Regions from separate parts of the Homo sapiens genome. Here region 2 is linked to region 1. Evidence: chromatin loops called from intact Hi-C (ENCODE). Cell type or tissue: Caco-2. All regions are shown on one strand. Links, peaks and the distances in the headings refer to the core of each region. The heading gives the core; the rest is flanking DNA. Region 1 has its middle 35 kb from the start of HMGCS1. Region 2 overlaps LOC100506639 (a long non-coding RNA gene).

Evidence for each region. A loop is a pair of places that touch in the nucleus more often than their neighbours do. Peaks named below come from ENCODE experiments on the same cell type or tissue, not always from the same donor. Only the 100,000 strongest peaks of a DNase experiment are listed, where the experiment ranks them.
Region 2: a loop joins it to region 1, with 9 times the contacts of the local background. A loop is called at or near these places in 1 of 110 quality-filtered maps.

What each region holds. Positions count from the first base shown.
Region 1 is chr5:43,346,585-43,350,977 of GRCh38, reverse strand. It overlaps the pseudogene LOC107986378. Among named protein-coding and RNA genes, the nearest start is that of HMGCS1, 35 kb to the right of the region's middle. In Caco-2, for the core only: no CTCF peak of the experiment used is centred there; DNase peaks (open chromatin) are centred at 2,637 and 3,127.
Region 2 is chr5:43,074,914-43,079,306 of GRCh38, reverse strand. The region is part of intron 2 of LOC100506639 (a long non-coding RNA gene); the gene reads right to left. Among named protein-coding and RNA genes, the nearest start is that of ANXA2R-OT1, 9.7 kb to the right of the region's middle. RefSeq lists an enhancer at 646-1,199. In Caco-2, for the core only: no CTCF peak of the experiment used is centred there; DNase peaks (open chromatin) are centred at 1,546 and 1,646.

The sequences.
Region 1 (4,393 bases), core at 316-4,315:
AGAATGTGACATGTGCTCTATGAAGTTGGGGGCAGCATGGACTGATAACAGTTTCTCAGGATAAGAGCAGGTGGGCTACCTCCTTTAGCAGACGAGCCACCTAAAACCAGGACAGAGACTTCCAAGTAAAAATATGAATTGAATATACATTGACATTTACTCCCTTGTGAAAACTGACTGAAATGATAGTACATGGACTTTGTAAAAAATCATAAGAATAGGAAGCCTAAGAGAGGAAACAACAGGAGCAAGATTTTCTTGGGAAGGAAATAAAAGAGTGATTGAAAAATCTAGCAGAACCTATCAGTATCGTCTGAGTACATAAGCAGCTATTGGAAAAGAAAAAAAATCTCAATATTCCTTATGGGAACAACAGAAAATACAAAAATTCAACTCCAGATTCCCGGAAGAGGCCTTTGGGTAAGCACGGACATTCACTACTTCAGTGCTGGATTACTCTGAATTTTCAAAAGTGGATATTAGTGTCAGAAGATACAATTAACTTAATACCACCATAAAATAAAGCCAAATCAATATCTAGGGGTATTGGTTATGGGTTTGTGTCATCTCAGCTTCAAATTCACTCTGTTAATTTCCCTGTACTGTGAAAACAATTCTGGGATCTTCAAAGGATTTTCCTTTGCCAGCTGGCACAATGTTAAGCTTTGTCAGTGGAGGGGTTCTAGAAAGACATTGCAAGAGGGAAAAAGGGGTTTTGCTTTCTGATTCCCTGTGCTTCTCTCAGCAGGCTCCTGCAAGAGTTTAGTGTGTGGGGTGTGGGACGAGGCAGTAGCCCCCAGAGGCCAGCAGCACTCCCCTTCTCAACACCAGCCCCCGGTCTTGAGCAGCTTTGTAGCCCAACGCCTCTGGTGAGCCCCAACAATTTTCCCCAGCACCCTGGAGGATAAATTTCCACAAATTCCAGAGGACATGCCACCATAGTGACTTCTGTGCCTTTCCGTGAGCCACAGCCAAGTTCTCTCCAACAAAGTCTGGCTCTCAGCCCAGTGTGGGGGCTTTTCCTTGGATGCTCCATCTCACCTAAGAGACCTGGGGATAGTGGCTGCTCTTTATATCTGCTATTCCTGTATTCTTTAGAATTCTCTCTTGACTACTCAATGTAGGTACACCAATCTCATCATTTAGTGCCTAATTCTTTATATTAAACATTTCCTGTTTAAATTACTATGTGTTTCCTCTTTCCTGATTGGATTCAGACGGAGAGAAGAAGAAAAAAGTAGCAAACTTGATACACATTAAATTTTTAGAATTTTACTTTATTTTTTGTTTTGTTTTGTTTTGTTTTTGAGATGGAGTCTCCCCCTGTCACCTAGGCTGGAGTGCAATGGCGCAATCTTAGCTCACTGCAAACTCCACCTCCTGGGTTCAAGTGATTCTCCTGCCTCAGCCTCCCGAGTAGCTGGGACTACAGGTGCATGCCACCATGGCTGGCTAATTTTTGTATTTTTAGTAGAGACAAGGTTTCACCGTGTTGGCCAGGCTGCTGTTAAACTCCTGGCCTCAAGCGATCCACCCGCCCTGGGCCTCCCAAAGTGCTGGGATTACACGGTAAGCCACCACGCCCAGCCTAGAATTTTACTTTGAAAGTACAAATGGAATAATTTGTATAAATCTGTTTGAGTCTGCCAGTGCTACATTTAAAAACTGTCCTCTTCTCCTGTCAAGTTCTTAAACGATTGCTGAGTAAGACTAAAGTATTGCCTATATTCCTGCTAAGAGTCAAGGTAAAGGACATGATCTAGGTGTGTACAGTATAGTGAGCTTCCTAATGCTGAACCTCTGAACTGCAGACTCACCCTCTCAGGCACAGGCAAGGGTGCACCAGGACAAGCTCAGAAGGGCAGGGCTGGTACTCCAAGCTTACTACATGGTAAGGTCAACACAGCTCATGCAGTCTGGTGGTGGCTCCCAAGATGGAAGGGAATGGGCTGGGGCCACAGCTTCCTGGTTTCTTCTTCCAACCCTTAAATTAGGTAAATCAGTCTTTCCTCTAGGAGAAGGAGAGAGTAAGTGGGTATGGAGATGCCAGGAGTATTTTACAGTGATGCTCTCTATGTGCCACTCCCTTCAACAAGGTCCATGCCATTTTCATATTACTTTTCTGGATTTCACAAGGATGTATAAAAAAAGACATAGGCATAGTTGGATTATAACACGTATCAGTTAAAATCCCGTGTTCATAGTCTCCTAGTGCCTATATGGGTCACGAAATAACATTACAGGTTGTGTTTTTTTTTTTTTTAAGAGTTTGGTTTTTTATTGAACATGTTACAAAAGAGATTTTGTCAAAAAAGACCAAAGCCCATGCATCATCAGACTCCTCGGATTCTTCTTTCTTTGATTCCACTTCCCTCTCTTCAGCTTGGGCTGCAGTGGTGGAGGGAGCAGGACCTCCCACTGGTGCAGCACCAGGTGCTGGAGCAGGTCCACTGGCCTCTCCAGCGCATATGAGGCTCCTGATGTTGACATTGTCCAGGGCCTCTGCAAACAAGCCAGGCCAGAAAGGTTCAACATTTCCACCAGCTACTTTAATGGTGGCATTTATCTTATCTTCCATGATAAGATAAGACCCTCAACATGCAGAATGGGGCCTGAGTAGATGCAGGTGAGCTCAGAGACAGAGTCCATGGTGCAGGTGAGTACGGGGCTGATGCTGCTGGGAGTGGTGCTCATTGTCAGATCAAGTGACGGCCTCACTCCAAGTCAGCTTTAGCTTCCTCGGAAGAACTCAGCACCTTGGCAGCAGATGACAAAAGGATTTTTGTTCATTCATTTGTATGGTTTTTTTTAACATAAATTAGGTACGGAAATTTCAAAAGGTGCAACCATAGACATAGTTAGACATAGTTAGACAGCCATTGTATCAGACACCAATTCCGACTGGTTTAAGCAGAAAAAGGATTTATTAAAATGATACTGGGCATCTCAGAATTTCTAAGAAGGCTGAACAACCAGGTCTAGAAAATGGGCAGAAAGGAAGGGTTGCTAGTCATTCAGCACAGCAGCCATAATCATGCCAGTCAGGAAAGACCTATTCCCTCTGCAGGATGCTGGTGCTGTGGCTTGTACCACTGGTCCTGAATACTCTCTTGCCCTTTGCCCCTAGATAACAGACAGGGCAGCTATGGCAGCCATTGTCAGAAAGAACTGTCCACTTGGCTTGCTTCTTTCCAACACTAGCTTCAGATTCAAAGTCCCACTTAGATGCATCTGACTGGCTGAACCCAGGTCATGTGCTTTCTTTCCAACTGTTAGGTGATCTGGGAAAGTGATTATCTGTTGCTCCCATCTTCTTATTGTGGAAGGAAGACAGCAAGAAATGTTCATAGGGAATTCTCTAAATATAGAAAAGAGATCCACATACTAAGAAGTCAAGAGAAAAAAGGGCAAATATGCACTACAACTATTTGTTGCTTTAGTGCAAGTAGCCACATGTTTGCACGGATTAAAACAGGTCATGCCGGCCCGGTGCGGTGGCTCAGCCTGTAATCCCAGCACTTTGGGAGGCCAAGGGGGGCAGATCACTTGAGATCAGGAGTTTGAGACCAGCCTGGCCAACATGGGGAAACCCCATCTCTACTAAAAATACAAAAATTAGCCAGGTGTGATGGCGGGCACCTGTAATACCAGCTACTTGAGAGAATCTCTTGAACCCGAGAGGCAGAGGTTGCCGTGAGCTGAGATCGTGCTACTGCACTCCAGTCTGACTGACAAAGTGAGACTCCATCTGAAAAAAACAAACAAAACAGGTCATGCCTAAACCCACGATTTTGTATCCTGTAGCACCTTCATATTCAGCAGAGAGATGAAACACAAAGTTCTACTTTTAAAGAATTAAAGTCCACAAAACAAAAAGGTTAATACAACAATAAATGTTTTTCTTCATTTAAACTAGAAGAACCAAGAAAGAAATATCTAAATCAAGAAATATTAAAGTTTTCATATTTACTATATCATACATTTTACCTTTTATTATTTTTTATTATACTTTAAGTTTTAGGGTACATGTGCACAACATGCAGGTTTGTTACATATATATACATGTGCCATGTTGGTGTGATGCATCCATTAACTGGTCATTTAACATTAGGTATACCTCCTAATGCTATCCCTCCCCCCTCCCCTGACCCCACAACAGGCCCCGGTGTGTGATGTTCCTCTTCTTGTGTCCATGTGTTCTCATTGTTCAATTCCCACCTATGAGTGAGAATATGCGGTGTTTGGTTTTTTGTCCTTGCGATAGTTTGCTGAGAATGATGGTTTCCAGCTTCATCCATGTCCCTACAAAGGACATGAACTCATCATGTTTTATGGCTGCATAGTATTCCATGGTGTATATGTGCCACATGTTCTTAATCCAGTCTATCATTGT
Region 2 (4,393 bases), core at 118-4,117, 270 kb after region 1:
GCCTGATTATAGCCTGCTGCAGTCTCAAACTCCTGGGCTTATGTGATCCTCCCATCTCAGCCTGCTGAGTAGCTGGGATTACAGGCAAGAGCTGAGTCGCCGCCCCTGTCAAAATGCCTTGAAACAGTTATTCCTGGGTATGGCTGAGAGGGATATGACTGAAGGCTCTTGCTCAAGTCTCTCTGAGCCTGATAAATTTTGCATACTTTACATTCCTCAGGCTGCTTTGAGCCACTTTTCTTTCTTACCCTTAATGTCCATCTGATTGTGGTCAAATCCATTGTTCTAACTCATTTTAGAAGCAGAGTACCTTTGTAGATGATGAAAAAACCCGACCTCTACCTTCTTAAATTCAGTGTGTAGAGCCTGTCACTTTTTTTTTTTTTTTTGAGACAGAGCCTTGCTCTGTCGCCCAGGCTGGAGTGCAGTGGCACAATCTTGGCTCACTGCAAGCTCTGCCTCCGGGGTTCACGCCATTCTCCTGCCTCAGCCTGCCGAGTAGCTGAGACTACAGGCGCCCGCCACCACACCCGGCTAATTTTTTTTTTTTTTTTTTTTGAGACGTAGTCTCGCTGTTGCCCAGGCTGGAGTGCAGTGGGGCGCAATCTCGGCTCACTGCAGGCTCCGCCCCCTGGGGTTCACGCCATTCTCTTGCCTCAGCCTCCCGAGTAGCTGGGACTACAGGGCCCGCCACCTCGTCCGGCTAATTTTCTGTATTTTTAGTAGAGACGGGGTTTCACCGTGTTAGCCAGGATGGTCTCCATCTCCTGACCTCGTGATCCGCCCGCCTCGGCCTCCCAAAGTGCTAGGATTACAGCCGGGAGCCACCGCGACCGGCCCACGCCCGTCTAATTTTTTGTATTTTTTAGTAGAGACGGGGTTTCACTGTGTTAGCCAGGATGGTCTCGATCTCCTGACCTCGTGATCCGGCCACCTCGGCCTCCCGAAAGTGCTGGGATTACAGGCGTGAGCCACGGCGCCCAGCCCCAGCCTGTCACTTAAACTGATAAACGACAGATTAACAGTAGAAAAATTTTATTTTGCATACATAATGAGGCTTCACAAAAGAGAAGTGAAAACCCAAGTAGGAGTTTAGGGCTGGGGGCTTATATACCATTTAACAAGGGGTGATAAATTGTGAAGAGAATAGAATAGTCAAAGGGAAAGGAAGCTTTGCGATTATCGATTATAGGGGGAGGGAGTAAACAGTGAGAAGGTGATTAGGAAATGTCTGGCAAGTACGGTTTGTTATGCAGTTTCAAGTCCTCTCTGGTGATAATACATGTCCTCAAACAAGCATTGTGGGGGAAAGAAAGAGAGATCAGACTGTTACTGTGTCTATGTAGAAAAAGGAAGACATAAGAAACTCCATTTTGATCTGTACTAAGAAAAATTCTTCTGCCTTGAGATGCTGTTAATCTGTAACCCTAGCCCCAACCCTGTGCTCGCAGAAACATGTGCTATATTGACTCAAGATTTAATGGATTTAGGGCTGTGCAGGATGTGCCTTGGTAAAAATGTTTGCAGGCAGTATGCTTGGTAAAAGTCATCACCATTCTCCAATCTCAAGTACCCAGGGACACAATGCACTGTGGAAGGCCACAGGGACCTCTGCCCAAGAAAGCCTGGGTATTGTCTAAGGTTTCCCGCCACTGAGATAGCCTGAGATATGGCCTTGTAGGAAAGGAAAGACCTCCATCCCCCAGCCCGACACCCATAAAGGGTCCGTGCTGAGGAGGATTAGTGAAAGAGGAAGGCCTCTTTGCAGCTGAGACAAGAGGAAGGCATCTGTCTCCTGCTTGTCCCTGGGAATGGAATGTCTCAGTGTAAAACCTGATCATATATTCTATTTACTGAGATAGGAGAAAACTGCCTTATGGCTGGAAGTGAGACCTGCTGGCGGCAATACTGCTCTTTACTGCACTGAGATGTCTGTGTAAAGTCAAACATAAATCTGGCCTATGTGCACATCCAGGCACAGCACCTTTCCTTAAACTTATTTATGACACAGAGTCCTTTGCTCACATGTTTTCCTGCTGACCCTCTGGCCACCATTACCCTATAGTCCTGCCACATCCCCCTCGCCAAGATAGTAGAGATAGTGATCAATAAATACTGAGGGAACTCAGAGACCAATGCTGGTGCAGGTCCTCACTTGCTGAGCACCAGTCCCCTTGGCCCACTTTTCTTCCTCTATACTGTCTCTGTGTCTTATTTCTTTTCTCAGTGTCTCGTCTCCACCTTGCAAGAAATACCCACAGGTGTGGAGAGGCAGGCCCCCTTCAAGTATTAGAGTAGAAGAGTTTCCTTCTCTTCCAGGTAGGGGAGAGGTGGAAGCTTTTATAAATGCAAATTTTTTTACAAAAGCAAAATGTATGCCCTGCTTTTCAGCAGGAAAGGGAGGTCAGAGATCCTCATATGTCTGCTATTTCTAATTTCTTTTTTTCTCTTTTTTTTTTGAGATGGAGTCTCGCTCCCATCACGCAGGCTGGAGTGCAGTGGTACGATCTTGGCTCATTGCAACCTCTACCTCCTGGCTTCAAGCAATTCTCCTTCCTCAGCCTCCTGAGTAGCTGGTATTACAGGCGTGCCACACCACGCCTGGCTAATTTTTGTATTTTTTTTTTTTTTTTTTTTTTAGTAGAGATGGGGTTTCACCATGTTGGCCAGGCTGGTCTCGAACTCTTGACTTCAGGTGATCCACCTGCCTCGGTCTCCCAAAGTGCTAAGATTACAGGCATGAGCCACTGCACCAGGCCTGCTATTTCTAATTTTTTAACTGCTCAAAATAATCCATAGGCTAAAGTGGCATATATTGGGGTGGCACATCCTGATCCCCTTTACATCCCAGACTAACTCTGATAGAGATTCTAGCCCTCCCTGGGCTCATTAGAAAAGAAGCTCTAGGCACATTAGAAACATCTCAGTCATTTAAAATTCTCTAGCCTAGGAAGGTTCAAGTTAAGCCTTCCAAACAATTGGAGTTCACTGCGGCCTACCATCTGCAACTTTTTCATGCCATACACTCATTTCTGATGGGCACATCTAATTCTGTCTTAAAATACAAGACAATACTGAAGACACACAAACCTATACATCCAACTTAGACTCTGATGCTCCATGGTTGGATTCCTTCTTATTCACTGAACAGCTCTTTTGGAAGCCCTCAGACAGCTCTAAATCAAGCCTGCCTCTCTTTAGGGATTCCTTATCTTGGTTAACAATATCTAGAAAAACACTCTGTTTAATACAAGTAAGAAACTTGGACACAGTTTTATCTTTTCTTGCTTCCTTTCTTACTTGCTTTCTTTCTGTCTCCCTTCCCTTCCTCCTTAACTATAACCCTAACTCTAATTATATCCATGTGAATATTTCAGGCTATATTACTTATCACCATCTACATATGCACTCCCCTTTCTGGGATAAGTTGTATCTTTGCTTTCACTTTCCTCAGCAGAAGTTTCTTGGGTATGTCTATCCAGAAAGACACTCTCTGTGTTCCCCACATTTTCTGGGAAAGAAGAGACTCTCACAAGGCCTCTTAGTGGTTCAAATTAGCACCATCATAACATTCATGGATTCGGGATACACTGTGTAACTGGAGCTCTGCTTTCACAAGGCCAGGTTCATACTTGAAAGATTCTCCCCGGGGACCCAAAGCTTGAAGGGATGAGTAACTCCCCCCTTCTCAGGCCCAGTCCCAAGGCACAACGCCACTTGCACCAGCAGCGTGTGTCAGCAAGATAGCAGAAGCAGGAAGAGAGCCAGCCGGAAGACACATTCCCTGGCCAGAAGACACGTACCCCTGAAGATCGAGAAAGAGGCCGTCGCGTACTACATAGCAGTCATGTTAGACTGGGACACTTCCTGTTTACAGAGGACTATAAACCCCCTGTACCGTCCTCACTTGGGGCTGATGCCATTTTAGGCCTCAGCCCACCTGCACTCACGTGCTCATTAAAACAGCATGTTGCTGCTCCACACCACTTCGTGTTGTCTTTTGGCGTGCTCTCAGGGTTTGAACCAACACAAGAACCTTACATCTAGTGCCGAAACCGGGGAGGGGCTCTGGTCCACATCCCCCATGGACCTACCCCTCCACCCTGGAGAACAGGCCACAGCAGCAGGACAAAGGAAGCTCCTCAGCCTCCAGTTGCCTCTCTGTGCATGCACATTGGTCACTGGCCTTGCCTATTGGTAAGTTTCCCTAGGAGCCCAGTTAACAAGGGAAAAGCCACATGGCCTCTCTTGGTGTCTACGGTCCAAAAATCCAATGTCGGTCCAGCAAGGCTCCGGCGTGTGCCAGGTACTCGCTGATCATCCCATCACCTGGTCTTAGGGAGACGCCTCTAATCCATTTGATCCCGTTCCAGGAATGAAAAAGGCAGCGGTG